2 separate regions of the Homo sapiens genome follow, and region 2 is linked to region 1. A link is an interaction called in ENCODE POLR2A ChIA-PET data of the cell type or tissue named here. Cell type or tissue: A673. All regions are shown on one strand. Each heading gives the region's core, and the rest is flanking DNA. Links, peaks and the distances in the headings are about the cores only.

Evidence for each region. ChIA-PET counts read pairs that join two places held together with the same protein. Peaks named below come from ENCODE experiments on the same cell type or tissue, not always from the same donor. Only the 100,000 strongest peaks of a DNase experiment are listed, where the experiment ranks them.
Region 2: POLR2A ChIA-PET joins it to region 1 with 14 read pairs; 5 of 35 experiments call an interaction of 5 or more read pairs at or near these places.

The regions. Positions count from the first base shown.
Region 1 is chr1:232,535,063-232,540,440 of GRCh38, forward strand. All of the region lies in intron 2 of SIPA1L2 (signal induced proliferation associated 1 like 2), which reads right to left. Among named protein-coding and RNA genes, the nearest start is that of SIPA1L2, 92 kb to the right of the region's middle. In A673, for the core only: no CTCF peak of the experiment used is centred there; a DNase peak (open chromatin) is centred at 3,369.
Region 2 is chr1:232,592,413-232,597,790 of GRCh38, forward strand. The region is part of intron 1 of SIPA1L2 (signal induced proliferation associated 1 like 2); the gene reads right to left. Among named protein-coding and RNA genes, the nearest start is that of SIPA1L2, 35 kb to the right of the region's middle. In A673, for the core only: no CTCF peak of the experiment used is centred there; no DNase peak of the experiment used is centred there.

The DNA.
Region 1 (5,378 bases), core at 268-5,267:
TGATCCTACAGTAATGTACAAGATACAATTCCCAATCACCAGACTCTAAGCTGTGTAAGTTCTGAGTCCACTAGTCCAAAGAAAGATAAAAGGGAATTTAATAAACGGCTGAAACATCAAGGAGCTAGGTTCCCAGTCTGCCAGAGAAAGTACGCGTATGCCTAAGAAACATCCACAACATATGTTTTTTTTTAAAGCTGTCATAATTTAAAGTCTCTCTAAACATCTACTGTTTAATCTAATTTTCCTTCATGAATGTCTGGCTTCAGCTCAAATTGAATCAACATTTCCATTATAAATCTCTATTTTCACATGTTCCTGGTTTGATTGTAAAATGTCTTTAGTCTGAAATATGACACAAACAGAAGCCGGAATTTTAATGTTCTTCATTGGCAAAATGGTTTCACTACAAAACCAAAATCGCAGTTTTCTCAAGCCAAATGTCTAGAAATTAAGCAAAAAGAAAAGTAAAATTCTCTAGAAAAGTTTTCAGTTACAAATGCTATCCCAGGTTCTAAAAGAATAATCTGCCAAGTCATTATTAATATTAATTGCTACACATCTAAAGAAATTACATTTAACTTGAATATGAATATATACCATGAGCCTATGTCCAAATGCAACTGAATGCCAGACATTCAGTTCACATCAAATGCACCGTGCCTCACAGTAAGGAATTCTGTACTCTATCATTGATGTCTTTTAACAAGTTACTTTGTGAGGTATGTATTATGAATGTTGAAAAGCAACAAAAAATTGGCATTAGTCATTTTTATTAGGCCTACTGATTTTTTACATATTAAAACAGAAATATAAGTGAGGCAGACTGCTCATAAAAGAGATTTAATGTTCCATCAAAGTTAGAAATGTTAGAGTCTCAAGTGACTTTCTCCTTAGGGATATGTTCTGTAGCTAAAACAGGTGAGAATTCTCTGAAACTTGGATTCCAGTGGTTGACAGAGCAAAGGGCACACACTGCCTGGGAAGGCATACTGAGGACCTGCCAAGGAATCTGGTGAGAAGAGATTTGGCTGCTAGGTCAGAGACAAGGAGACCAAGGAAGCACGACAGATCTGAGAGCGCAGGAGCTGGGAAAGGGCGAAAACAAGTCTATGTTATCTAAAAGTCAGGTTATCCCATTCCAGCTTGGGCCTGAGGCATCTCTCGCCTCTCTCCCGAAATCCTTCACTCTCTTTTGGCAATGCAGCCTCATCTCAGTAACCATGAAGCAGAATATTCTTACCAATGTCTGGTGTATGTAGATGGTTTTCACAGGCAAAACACCTTTAAGGAAAACTGGAGGGAATCTAACTTAAGGCCTGGGAATTCAGAGATGCTCAAAACTATATTCTAGCCGTAAGGGTCCCAACCAACCACTCTCCTGGCCTCTTGAATCATTGCTTATGAGGAACTACTTTCTTCTCACCCTGTTTCAGATGGTATGTGACACCAGTGATGCAAAGCCCAGGGACTGAGAGAAATCAGCCCACCAAATAAAGAAGCCTTTAGGCTGAAATGAAAGCCAGCCTACACCATCATTAAAAATCTGTCAACGGACTGGTGAAAAAGAGTTCTCCAAAAATGAAAAATAAAACAAACAAACAAAACGACAGAAGTTCTAAGTCTAATAAGCTCCTTCTTTTTCTCTTGTAACTGCAATATTGCTATGGATGATTTCACTATATAAGTAATAAATAAAAAGTTCTTCTGCCTAAAAAAAAATAAGACGACTGACAGGAGGAGTAGTTGAGGTGATAAAGAGTCAAAAACCAATTTCTCTTGTGTCCAAATATTTGGGATGTCTTATGGCTGAAGATGTTTTATCTCAAAGAATGTGCTTTAATTTGGAACTATTCTTTTCTATACCACATCATGTCGTAATTACATTATGGGCCAAGCACGGTGGCTCACGTCTATAATCTTAGCACTTTGGGAGGCCACAGCAGGTGGATCGCTGAAGCTCAGGAATTCGAGACCAGCCTAGGCAACATGGTGAAACCCTGTTTGTACAAGAAATAGAAAAATTAGCCAGGTGTGGTGGTTTGCATCTGTAGTCTCAGTTACTTGGGAGGCTGAGGTGGGAGGATCACCTGAGACCTGGGAGGTTGAGGCTACAGTGAACTGTGATTGTGCCACTGCACTCCAGCCTGGGTGACAACGTGAGACCCTGTCTCAAAAATAAATAAATAATAATAATTACATTATGTATTAATTTGGTGGGACCAAGCAATTTGTAAATACAGAATGTCCTACTTCTTGGAACAAGAAATTCTGATCAATAAAATTAAGAAATATTCCTATGTACATAAGTATGCAACTAAACCAATAGTATAACAGCAAAACATCAGAGTTGCTTAAGAAGAACAATAGTAGCAATACATCGCTTTATAGTGCCCACATTAAAAATATACTAAAATTCAAAAGATAAAAAAAAAATGAAGCAACAAGGAATACTTCACAAAATAGGAAAATGATAAATTTTCTTAATTTAAAAATCCCTGAAGCTTTGGTTTTGTGTCCGTCACCCTTGTTTAGCAGGAGCAATGGTGTAATAATGGCTAGTAGCACAGATGGGCTGTGGAGTCAGACGCCAAGGTCAGAACCACAGCTCTACTTACTAGACCATGTGTAGACATGCAAGTTAGCTAACCTTTGTGAGCCTCGATTCTCTCATCTGTAAAATGGAGAATTAATAGGACCTAACTCACAGGACTGCTGTGGGGATTAAATGAGCTGAGGCAGGTAAGGCTTAGAATAGTGCCTCCCATACGCAAATGTGTTCCACAGTTATTATTGTTCATTCATGATCCTTAAACTATCTACATATAACCTTTCTACCTCTAACTATGATATTTAAGCTTGTCCATTTTTCATTCACTGATTACAGACTTCCTAAATGACAAAAATAACCTAAGTGTAACCCTTTTTGTAATAAACATCATTTATTTAAGTTATCTGTGACAATCTCCCAGGCAAGTTCTTACCCCATCAGTGAGGAAATGCTAGGTTCAAATCCTCATTAACATTGGTTACACAGAAACAACAAAAAGTCTCAGTAATTTCAAAGGCAGCAGAATAAAGCTGAAATATCTCCATTTTGGCACAGGTGGGATCACGGTCAGGCCAGGATGGGGCCAGGATGGGGATCTTCTGCTGACACCTAGCTCAGCAGGCCATGGGGCTGTTGAGGGCATGCACCAGAATCACTCAGGCATGTCAGACAAGAGAAGAGGGGGTATGGGGCAGATGAGGAAGGTCTCCTAACCCTACAAACACCCACTTCTCTTCTCCAACACAGAGAACAGTAACTGGCCCTCAGCAGGGGTTATACCTCCAGAATGACTCAGAGGGAAAGAATGCCTGGTGCCTCCGCAATATCTGATCCTTTCAAAGCATCGTTCCACATGAAGGCACTCACTCTGTATGGCACCAGCTCCCTTTCCACAGAGTCCCCCAACACCACTTTCCATTAAAACCTTTTCACCACTGGCACTCAAATGGCCTATGTAAAATTACTGGTTTCAAATTATCCAAAGAGAAGTGGTACAGAGAATGCTGCCATCTCTATGCTAATTCCTACTTCATATAATCTTAAAGTCCCCCAGGCTTAGTGTTTTGTGACCCCCCCTCCCCCACTATACACACATGTGCTTGTATACACACATAACTGAGAAGAAAAACTTTCAATAATTTGATGATCACATGAAGGTACAATTTGAGTAGAGAGCTCAAAATTTCCCAACCATCAAGAATGTGACAGTGGGTGGGTGAGCTGACTCACCACTAATGACAAAGACAAAATTTGACCTCAGCATCTAAACCTGCAAGCGTATATAGAATATCATGTTCTTTTTTCTATTTTTGTTACCTATTCAGACAGCTGACGAATATTCCCAAGATGCAAGTTTTATCTACCTTATTTTCTACTCCTCTTAATCCTGTTTTGATTGCTGGGGGAAGTAGCAGTCACATGCTCTGTTTGTGGCAACACAGAATGAAAATCCTCTCCTCAGAGTCTCCTCGTCAAGCAAACAGCAAATCTGTTTATTCATCATCTTCGGTTCACAATCTCCAGCCTTCTACCAGGCTAACTACACAAACCGCTGCAGGTGAAGCAGCTCAACTCCTCTGTCTAACCTGATGCCAGTTGAAACCCTTGGGGTAGGGTCTTATCTAGGGCTTCTTGGTAACTAGTGGACACCTTAGGCAAGGCCTTGAGAGGTGCGAAACAATCTGAGTCCTTCCTACTACTTACAACTGCAAAAAGTCTAAGGGTCTGTCACTCAAAGGTCAAACGAGAACACTCAAAATCACTTAAACTTCATTTGGTCAAGAGAAATTAAGTAGTTTCCTAAAAGTCAAACAACCCTGAAAATGACCTGAACATCTTCAAGGACGGGAGAAGACATAATAAGAGATTTCCCCTTCTGCATCTTTGCCTTCAATTCTGCACTCCCCCGAGTAGATCTGGGCCCACTACCTCAGAAATTTGGTACAGAGCATCACCAGGCCAATATGCATGAAGACTGAGGTTTTAAAGGAGAGGATCTCACGCAGGTTGTACAAGAAGAGCAAACACAACTGACCTGGAGAGCAGCTCTTCTCTCATTCTGTGCTCTCCCCATTCCCCCAGGCCCACCCTCCAGAACCAGCTAGAGTTGGGATCCCAGCTGCACCCTGTGGCCAGCCTCTTTCTACCACGAGTCTGACGACAGCCCTCTTACTTCAGAGAGCCCCCCAGTGACCTGTCAATCTAGATCTGGCTCCTCTGAGCTTCATTCTACCAGTTTTCATTACGCATTTTTTCTTCTGTGTGGACTACAAGGTCAAAACAAAAATGAAAGGTCTGTGTCTAACTTGTTCCTGCAGTATGGAGAAAGCTGCATGGTGCCCAATGCGAATGCCTGTATAGCGTGTAAAATAGTGTCCAGCTCCCAGCAAGTTAAAACTTCAAATAAAGGCCGGGCACGGTGGCTCACACCTGTAATCCCAGCATTTTGGGAGGCCGAGGTGGGTGGATCATAAGAGGTCAGGAGTTCGAAACCAGCCTGGCCAACATGGTGAAACCTCATCTCTACTTAAAATACAAAATTTAGCCGGGCGTGGTGGTGGGCACCTGTAATCCCAGCTACTCGAGAGGCTGAGGCAGGAGAATCACTTGAACCCGGGAGGTGGACGTTGCAGTGGGCCGAGGTCACGCCACTGCACTCCAGCCTGGGAGACAAGAATGAAACTCCATCTCAAAACAACAGCAACAACAAAAAAACTTCAACTAGAAAGCACCAACACTGAAAGCAAGATGGCAATGAAGTGGCACCTTCAAACTGGAGTATTCATTTCACTGAGCCAGCCTCTGCCATGACAGCCTCTTTGCAAAC
Region 2 (5,378 bases), core at 92-5,091, 57 kb after region 1:
TTAATTTGGGGTAAAATTGTAGCCACCTAAAATGTTCAGATCTAAAAATACAAGTATTCTTTTATAAATCAAGTCTGTTGATCTTAAATCAAATTAACTCTGGTTTATATGTGAAAATAAAATAAAAAACTGATTTATCATGTAGTCTATACACTCCTGGCCCTCAGGTATTGAAAGACTAAGAAAAACTTAGTGAATCAAAGGAAGGAAAGTTTACTGTTACCCCAAAACTTTGTAAACTGCCAGGTTTTCTAGAACTAAACAACAACAACAACAAATCTTTTTTAACCTTTCCATAAAGAACCTTAGAAAACTTGTAATAAAACTAATTTAATATAAAATTAAAATGAGCACTAATATTTCAAGCTTCAGTTTATCCTCTCCGAATGTTCACAGGAAAAAAAAAAAAAGGTGAAAATGCCCTTTTCTTCTCTCCTTAAATCCTCTATTTCATAGTCTTCTGCTGTACGACTGGAAAAATGGAAGAAGGGGAAATTAGTCCCAAGTAATGAAGAGAATCAGTTCCCTGTAATTCCTGACCTCAGGAAATTCTCGGTTTTAATAGTGGTGCAGGTGCTGGACACATTCAGGTAGATCCACATTTTTATCTGGGCTGAACACACCCAAGTAAATCCAAATGACTTAGGAAACTCAGACAGCAGCTGCAAAACGACTCTGAAGACAGCGTGTTCAAGGGCTGCATAAATTATTACATATTGTATCACGTATTTACAACAAACACAAAACATCACATTTAAGAAAAACAATAATATATATTTTTCTAAAAGTCCTAAGTCAAATATTCAACTCTCTCATAGAGATATCTTTAAAATGTTAAAATGAGGTATCTGGTCAATTCCTGTTTAACAAGCATAAGTAATAATGATGGGCCACATTTCCTGAGTCCTTTCTGCAGCCTGGGAGAAAGGCTGGGGTGAGGAACCCGCTCAGCACGCACGGGCTGTGTGCTTTCAGCTTCTGCACTGACACCTTTTTCTAGATGTTCCTGAACATAAGCAGGATATTAATGGGGGCGCTTCATTTTAAGGCCTAATCTGGAGACATTACATTTTTTTAAATGTAGCTCGCAGAATAAGAATTCTGAAACCAATTTTAGTTTGGTTTCAGAATTTACCATCTCCAGGGTGCTTTTCATAAAACGATTTGTTATGGTTTTGTTCAAATGATTACATAGAAACAATCCAAACTATCTATAAAATGTCACTAAGTATCTTAGAAGTCAGAGTGGCCAGCATTTTCCAACAAGTTGTTGAAATTAAATGAAAAGATACAAATTCTCAGTAACACACACGCACACACAAAAATAAATAAATAAAAATTAAAACATCCCACTTAAATCGTGTCAAATAAGCAATATTCAAAGTAGGAACAGGTCTTTAGAAAAGTCACCTTTCAGCAAATGGTTGTACCGCCCTCACCTAAGGGGCCTCTTTATACTCCGTGGACATCCAGGGCAGACCCTGCTTGGGCAGGCACAGTCTAAATGGCCCAGCCTCAAAGCCACAAGGGCAAGCTCAGGCCCCTCAGTCAGCCCTGCTCAGCTGGCTCCTGCCCTCCTGCCCAAGCGGTGGGACCTCTGACCCTCTAGTAATCTCTAACCTGTCTCCGACAAGCCTGACCTTAGCCCCCTATTAAATCTCAAAACCCCACCCTGGCAGCATCCTCAGCACTCCCCTCCAGTCTCCTCTCCAGATAGAGTGAGATGACCTCACTCTATCTGCCCAGTCGGACTAGAACAGGCTTGTAGAGTGTGACTCCTACTGATTCCATGGAACTGATAACATAAGAAGTGAAGGTAAAACATGAACAAAGGAGAGCGTTGCCACCAGAGGGGAAAGGAGACAGTGGTAGAGCTGCTACGGGCAGAGCTGGCTGTGGGGAAAAAGCAAGGAATAAAAATCAACAGCTGGTGCTAAGGAGAGAGTAAAAACAAGGGGAAAAGTTGAGTCAGAGGAGCTGGTGTCAAAGATGAGCACACAGGAGAGACGTGAGTGAACACCGAGCGGAGCCAGGGCGGGGACTCCTGCCCTCACCTCATTTTATGCTCATCATCACCCACAGCCATCGCTCTGTCTGGAGTAGCTATGGCCAGACAGTTTTTATTTCTTTAGTTTCCATCCTCACTCTCCTTCTGGGAAAAACAAATATCTTGGGACCAGTGCTTAAGGGAGTCAATTTCAATGCCCCTTTACCCAGCCTCTTTCTAGCTATTCTTTTTAAGTTTTTTTTTTAAAAATCAATAAGCTCCCTTGTTCCCACCAAAGTTTTTCCAGTTCAACAACCCTAAAAAGTCCTAGTCTCTAAATTTCATATGCTTATTCTTAGATCTAATCAGAACCTCCCCTGAAATATTCTAACACCATTTAACTTTTTTATAAAGCCTGCAGGTAATGCCCAAGCACCTCAGGTCTCAGGCAGGCCAGTGGTGTTCCACTGCGGCTACACTGTACCATCACCTGAAGATCTGCAGCGCCCACACCCAGGCTGCACCCATTCCAATTAAACCAGAAGCTCTGCAGGGGCCCAGGCATCTGTTTTTGTTGTTGTTGTCAATGCTCCCAGTGATTCCAATATGGAGCCAAGTTTGAGAGGGCACAAAAGAAACACAGCCAAGGTGCCCATTCGGAGGAACAGGAACAGCTACACAACCGTGGCTAGCTGCTAGTGATGACTTACCTTGCTTACCACTTTTCAACTGCCCCTTCCCTTAGTAATAAGTGATGTTGCTAGGTTGAAATCATTGGTCCACTGGCTAGTGAGGTCTGGCCCTCAGTGTCTTCCCAGTCACCAACTCTCTCATGCATACAAAGAATACTTACCCCCAGCTCATCTAATTTCCAGTCCAATGGGCACAAAGCCTCGGGGCAACAAAGAAGGCCTTCACTCTAATAAACTGGTTGAAATAAAATTAAATTAAGCCATAAAAGAGAAAAATGCAAAGTCTGGGCCCCAAACTACAATTGAAGGTCTAGCAAAGGGCGGCCAGAGGTCGGAAAGCACACCACCCTTTGTGCTGGGCTGTCACTGCTGGGCTGTCACTGCTGCACCGGGCGGCTTCTGACTCCTTTCAGCTGTCACATTCCTCACAAAGGAGAGAAGGCCAGGGGTCCGGACGTTCCCCCCAGCACACTAATCTCATTCCACCCGACTCAAACTCTGCTCTGGGTCTGCAAAAGTCATCTTTTGTGCTCCCCCAACCAAAGAGGATTTCAGATTCCTGACTTTCATATGAACTGTCTAACTTTCAATAGGGAGGGAATGGTGGACTATGTTTAGGTAGAGTCTGTGCTACAAATGACCATTTTCTTCCAATGCTCATTCGAAAATGAAACCCTTTTTAGGGTTTTAGGAATATTTGGAATTTAAGCTTTTGTTCCTTTAAATGTTTCAAAGAAATAAAACCTATTTTCATTAGGAATAGATGGAAATCATCTTTCTAATGCTAGTACCGAGGATCGAATGGGTCCAAATATGTTAACCAAATGAAAATATTGCTTTCCACAATGGTTGACAATTACCTTAGAGTTCCACTGCCCATAGAGCTCACTGGGAAAAAAGTGAGTAACTTCCCTTGCTCTTTTCAAAACTGTTCAGCCTCATGAATGATGCCTTTGGGATGCTATTTGTAAGAGGTTTTAAGCTGAAGATGGGGGTGAGGGTGGAGGCTAGACACAAAGAAGAGGAGAAAGAAAAGAAGGTTCTAGCTTAAAACTAACCAGGATTCCGGAAAGTCAAAGGGCTAGTCTTGAAGTGGTTCTGCTGATGCCCAATTCAGGCTTACCCTGAATATACTGCATGCTCTTAGCTCACCGCTCACTCTCTCAAATCCATTTTCCCTCATGAAACAACACAAAACATACAGAACATCACACTAGAAAAGCCTCCCCAACACTCACATGCTATAAGAAAACTGCCCTATGTGTTTCCCACATGTGAAACGAATTTCAAACACACACTGCCACTGAGGCATCGTCTGCTGAAACTAACTTCACAGGAGAGCTCCATCAAAGCAGAACTGGGCCCCAAATCACCAACAAGGAAGGACCCTAACATAATTCTTTGGTTGCTGAATTTATTCATGCTATTATAAGACATTTAGAATTGCTTACAGAAAAATAAACTGTTAAATATTTCTTGTTTTATCATTTTGTCAATAAATATATTCTAAATATCAATGTTCATATGAAGGAAGGGTAAGATGTTTAGCTCCTTGAATTAAATAAATACTCTATTAAATTTCCAGTAGTTAACCTATTTGTAGAAAGAACAGCTTCTTCTTATTAATATTGAAACAATCACTACAGGGAAGAAGAGTTTTTGAGAAGCCTGTTAGTGAGAAGTGCTTCTTCCCCGCTTCGCCTGTGAGGGGATCGATGAGTTAACTCTGGGACTCTTCCACTCCTGAGAAGTGCAGGGACTTATCTGATTAGAAAATGGTTCATTCCCGGCCTCCTCCTGCTCAAGGACCAGGCCACCGTGCAGGCAACATGCCACCTGGGCCCAGTAAGTTAAATGGCCTAATCCTGAGACTCTGCTGGCAGGACCATTTGGTTTTCACAACAAGCTGTGGCCTCCAACCTTGCCTCTATCAATAATAAATGATTATGTGGGCCTCTACTTTCACTTTCCTTACGGTTTTTAACTTTTTCAAAGCTTGGGCAGGAAGAGGGTTCTATGAGCATCCCAGAAACCCCAACATCTGTGAATGGGTAACAGTATCAATTTCACTTCCCAAAAGGGCACTTAACCTAACAATGCACCGATGAATACAGCCAAAATTAAAACGTGGCATCAATACCCCACACACACAGGCCTGCAGGCCTGGATGGCAGCCCCCAAACACAAACAATCCAGAGGAAAAGGCACAAGGTGGGGATAGTGAACTGGTAGAGGCCAGGTGACAGCAGCCTCTATGGTGGGACTCAGGGGCCTGAACATCAACCTAAAGAAGTAACAAGATTTGGCCGGGCGCGGTGGCTCACACCTGTAATCCCAGCACTTTGGGAGGCCAAGGTGGGCGGATCACAAGGTCAGGAGATCGAGACCATCCTGGCTAACACGGTGAAACCCCGTCTCTACTAAAAAATACCAAAAAAAAAAAAAAAAATTAGCCGGGCGTGATGGCGGGCGTCTGTAGTCCCAGCTACTCAGGAGGCTGAGGCAGGAGAATGGCATGAACCCAGGAGGCAGAGGTTGCAGTGAGCCGAGTTTGCGCCACTGCACTCCAGCCTGGGCGACAGAGCGAAACTCTGTCTCAAAAAAAAAAAAAAAAAAAAAAAAAAGTAACAAGATTTGATCTGGACTCAGAAGAATCACTCAGGCCCCTACTGTGATCCAGGCAAGAGAGGCTGATCTTG